Linked DNA regions of Mus musculus: region 2 is linked to region 1. Evidence: chromatin loops called from intact Hi-C (ENCODE). Cell type or tissue: heart. All regions are shown on one strand.

Region 1 (2,500 bases):
AAGGCACTTGTAAAAAGTCTGTAGAGGCTATAGGATACTAACATGTTTACATGTTTAAAATGGATGAGAGAGGAGTTCTCTCTCCCCTCTAACTAGAGGCTGTGGGATTCTGAACTCTAAGCTCTATTCTGAGTCCAGGAGGACAGGAGTCTCTCTACCCTTCAAGTTAGAAGCATCCTAGTATTTCCAAGTCCAGGTCCTTTTAAACTAAATATTAGTGAGCCATGACTGGATATTTGCTTCCAGTGTACTGAGCTACCCAATCATTATTCAGGAGTATGGGAATTTTACTTGTTCCTTCTGCACATTGGGTGGAAGTATTCTCTAATTGGCAAGATGCACAGAAGAGCCAGCCTGAATCACAATCTTAGGTCCCTACTGTGGCTTTGTATGTGGGGATCAGCCTCCTGTCCCAAGCTCCTAATCTCTTGTTTGTCAATGTTGTTTCTGAAATTAAGAAATCAGTGTGATTTTGAGAACTTAGCCTCCCTAATACAACTGGCATAGAAGATGCTTAATGTTGGCTGAATTGAAAATGTCTCGTGAAAGATCAGAGATATGTTCTTTTCCCCTTACCACCACTGAGGGACATTCAGGGCTCAACTGTGAAAAGACCAGAATGGACTCAGGGTATCTTTCACAGAAGAGGTCAATAGAACTCCAAGAGGCAGTTCTCCTGCAGGTGATGGGCACTCTGGCAACAAAATCTGAATTCTTTAGGGGACCAAGGGAAAGAAAGGGTGGGGAATAGAACATAAGCTATGCCTTGCCCTGGTCTCAGTCCTCCACGGAACTGGCTTCTCTGGAATACATCCTCCCTACAGGAGGCAGGGTAAAGAGCAAGACCTTGCCAGCCCTCTTGTCCTCTGAACTCTCACAGCTGCTCCCCAGCTTGTTTCTAGAAGCAGGCACAGCAGCTCTGCTCCTGACCACTTCCCCCCAGTGGACAGAGCGAGGGCTGTCCAACCATCCCGCCATCGTAGGTGTGGAGTTCTAAGGAAACGGTTCTCAGAAACCATCTGTGCCCTCGTGCTTCAGCAGTATTAGTGGGCACCTTCCTGTCCCGCAGCCTTGAAGCACCGTGTGAACGCCCCCAAACGCCCCTAGGGCCCTCCCACCTTGGCTTTACTTTCAATTCTAGTCGCGTCAGAGCCGCGGCAGGGCTCCCTCCCTGGATCAGTTCCAAAGAAGTTGTGAGGTCCTTAGGAGGGGCATTTAACGGAGCCCTCTCCAGTCCAGTTTTTGGTAGGGACATGGGGAAGAGGACATTGAAATCCAGGCCATTTAAGCCAGAATACAAATCGGTGGCGCTGCCAAGGGTCCCATAAAATGTATTGGCATTTCCCTCAGCATGGCAAATCGAACGAAAACCCACCAAAGGCACCTCAGCAAAGCATTCCTGCCACACGCCACAACCGGGTACCCCAGGTTCCACGCCAGTAGAAGATTCCCAAGTTCCCGGAGCAGAACATTTCAGCCGCTTTCAATGTCTCCCAGGTTCCTCCCCACCCAGCTCCGGGGGCCCACATTTGGATCCTGGCCAAGAGAGGCAGCAGCCAGGACCCCCCTAAATCCGTGCTTCCCTCCCAGTGTCCCGCCCCCTTCCTCTCTCCCCACCACCTCCCTTCCAGACGCCGCACTCAAAGCCCTCCAGAGCACAGCAATTCTGTGGCCCAGGAGGTTAATCCAGGCTTTTCTCTCCCAGTTAGAACCAGGGGCGTTCTCACTCCTTGGCCTCCAAAAGTCTCAACCTTCCCTGCCACAGCCACTCGCAGGGCTATTTCCTCAAGCTAAATAGCGCTTCTGGACTTCCCAGGTCCAAAGGTCCAGGCGAGTCTCAACCTGTCCAAGGGCACTCCATATTTTCCACAGACCCTACCTGTCCCTCATTGCTTGTAAAAACAAATTAAACAGAGATCCCAGCAACTTCGGGGCATGTGTGTGACTGTGCAACGAGCGCGTTGGAGAGAGCATCGCCCTAGAGTTCGGGCCACAGCTGCAGAAGCACATCTGGAAAAGGGGGAGGGGTCGAAGCGGAGGGGACAAGAAGCCCCCAAACGACTAGCTTCTGGGTGCAGAGCCTGTGTCACCGGGGGTTGGTTACCTGTCCTACGTTGATGAATCCGTACTTGCTGGCTATGCGATCTGCCTCCGCGAAGCCGCCGGCGATCTTCACTGCCCAGTGGTTGGTGTAGACGCGCGTCCGGCATACCGGGAGCAGACAGCCGGCGAGCAGTGCCAGCACGCACAGCAGGTCCCGCCGTCCCGGGCGGCTGCAGCGGTTCCCCCAGTCCCAGTCCATGGTCCCGACGCTTCGCCGCCTTCGCCCGCCCGCTGGCTCGCGCGCTAAGCAGCGCGCACAACTAACTTCTCCGGCCTGGGCCGGCGGGGCGCGCAGCCGGGAGCGGTCGGTAGGAGGCTGAGAGCCCGGGAGCAGAGCAGAACAGCTAGCCCCTCTCAGGCTCTTAGACCATGCCTGGGGCAGAGGGGACGGGGTGAC
Region 2 (2,500 bases), 370 kb before region 1:
GTCTACTTGAGAACCTTCCCAGTGCATCTCCCACAGGGGAATTAGCCCCAGGTGATCTTAGTGGCTCTGATTCCTTCCTCTTTGCGGTAAGCCTCTCTTTCTTGACCCTCTTCTCCTCCTGGGAGTCAGGTGTAGATTGCTCTCTACTCACACCTGCCATTGGATCCCAGCTGTGCTGCTTATGGGTGGAGTAACCATGGATACGGTAATTAAACTCTCAGAGTCCTACTTTCAGTGTCTCTACAAAGAGAGAAAATGGTTTCTCCCTTGTGGAAGCATGAAGCGCAGTGAGACAGTGTGTGCCCTGCTTGATGCTGATGGCATGTCTGAAGTTCTTACTCAGTGAGACACCATAGGAAGTGTTTAACACAGTAGCTCAGTTAAGACAGTGTGTGTACTAAGTGTTTAGCATGGTGGCTCAGTAACAGAGCCCCACCCACTCTCTTTGCCCCCTTTCTTTTTCCTCAATTGTTATTCCACCCAATTTCTGAGTCTCTCTCTCTCTCTCTTTCTCTCTCTCTCTCTCTCTCTCTCTCTCTCTCTCTCTCTCTCTCTCTCTCTCTCTCTCTCTCTCTCTCTCTCTCTCTCCATACTGGGAAGGGCACCAGGAGGCCTGTCTTGGTTCTATGACGACATTTATTATTATAAAGCTGCTGCCTTGCTGGGGAACAGACTAAGGTGGAGTACAGATTGGTAGGAGATAGGACTGATGTAAAAACACATGTGCCGTATGTACACAGAATGCACACAGCAACATGCATACACATACATAATGCATGTGTGTCTAAATGACTGACCAAGCTGCCATGCTGATTGGCAAGACTTTTATAGTTTGGAGTGATAAGTTTGTCCTGGCCTTACAGTATATAATGAGAGCGGATGCTGGGCTGATAGTTTCTTCCCTGAGTTGGAAGAGACCCTGGGAACCTATAAGTAGCCTGCATAGAGTCCAGTGACAACAGTTGTCACAAAAGTCTACAGGCTTCCCAGAATGGCAGTTCTGCCCCCGGAGACAGCTCTGGGCCATAAGAAGAGGCATCCGGAGGGTAGAAGCATGCTGGGATGCTCAAAGAGGGATAGCCACCATCCCTGAGCCCTGCCAAGCTATGCTGTGTCCGGCCACAGGCTGACTTTCTCATTTTATACTAAGATGCCTCATTTACAAAGATATTGGTTTTGTTTTTTTCAATATTTGTGAAATTCTGTTGACATCCACAGATGCAAGTTTTTAATTATATATATTTAACAATCTGGTTTACTGTATAAAGTAGGTCTAGAGTTTGTCAGTGTCCCCTTGTGTTCAGCAGAGGGAGCTCCGAACAAGCAGTTCACAGTAATTAAGCAGAGGCAGCAGTTTGTAAAAGCCAGTCTCAGAGAGTACACCTTAAACTTGTTCACGGTTCCCATTTTACCCGACTCCAGAAATTCTAGCCTTGCTAACACTAATGAAAAAGAGAAAATAAAGAAAGGAAAAAAAAAACTCTTCAACCAAGAATGGTACCTGTTAGAGGCAACTGTAGAAAGTCAGGGCCCTTCTTACTTTCTTATCATATATACAGTCATATGATTATATATCTGCACCCTGAATCTATTCACACTTTGATCACTTTGTATTGTGGGGTTTGGTTTTATTTGTGTGTAATGGCTGGTGTTTTGTTTTGTTTTGTTTTTGTTTGTTTGTTTGTTTGAAACAGAGTCCTGCTATGTAGCCTAGCCTGGCCTTGACTTTGTGTCTCTCATCTCTGTCTCTTATGTGCATGGGCTGCAGGCATGCTCCATAATGCTCGGCTTGCCTGGGTTTTAATAAAACTCATCTTTGGAGAACAGGCTTTGCAGGGACTTTAGGATCTCCTCGTTCCTTTTGGTAACTCTAATATTTTACCCTACGCATACAATACCTTCCATCTCTCTTCTCATAGCCATTTAGTTTCCCAGTCTTTGCTACTTCAAACAAAACAGCAGCAACCAGAAAGGCACATATTGATTCCTTGGTCTTTTAAAGATTTGCAGGGCTAGAGCACGGAGATGGAGCCCAGTGGTCCATGGTTGCTAGGCAGTGCCCTATTGCTGAGCTCCAGCTGTAGCTACATATGGGCTCTTTCGAGGGCCTTTCCCAGGCATAGTCCTCAGCGCATTAGGAATTATGACCTTAGATGTAGCAGAGACCTCTGCAGTCAGGTCTCACAGATTCCCCAAGTGTTCACTGATGGTTTACGGCCCTCCTGCCTCCTCTCTCACGGCTTCCATATCCCCACTGCCTTGGCCTTGTGGCTACCAGGGTTGCTCTCTGCACAGTGGAGATGGCTGTAGGGCGACGACCGGCTCCTCCCTATTTCCCTGTTACCTCTTTTGATTTGAACTTTCCACTTTCGTCGATCCTGCAGCAGACTCCTCACCAAAGATGGCTTTTCAGTGGGCACGGCTTCTTTTTTTTTTATTATTAAAAAAATAAAGTGTTTTGTTTTAATGAGAGAAGGACCATGAAGAAGACAAGCTCCCC

What was found. Hi-C counts contacts between places; a loop is a spot of excess contacts. Peaks named below come from ENCODE experiments on the same cell type or tissue, not always from the same donor. Only the 100,000 strongest peaks of a DNase experiment are listed, where the experiment ranks them.
Region 2: it touches region 1 in a loop (2.4-fold over the local background); 6 of 42 quality-filtered maps call a loop at or near these places.

What each region holds. Positions count from the first base shown.
Region 1 is chr19:17,834,851-17,837,350 of GRCm38, forward strand. Pcsk5 (proprotein convertase subtilisin/kexin type 5) reads right to left here. Exons shown (of 38, transcript NM_001190483.2): 1 at 2,105-2,500. The coding sequence starts at 2,302. Among named protein-coding and RNA genes, the nearest start is that of Pcsk5, 1.5 kb to the right of the region's middle. In heart, CTCF peaks have their summits at 959 (motif pointing left) and 2,457; DNase peaks (open chromatin) are centred at 1,001, 1,541 and 2,201; H3K4me3 peaks cover 2,396 bases; H3K27ac peaks cover 1,528 bases.
Region 2 is chr19:17,466,674-17,469,173 of GRCm38, forward strand. It overlaps Pcsk5 (proprotein convertase subtilisin/kexin type 5), which reads right to left. Exons shown (of 38, transcript NM_001190483.2): 28 at 2,345-2,425. Among named protein-coding and RNA genes, the nearest start is that of Gm41813, 68 kb to the right of the region's middle. In heart, a CTCF peak has its summit at 1,304; no DNase peak of the experiment used is centred here.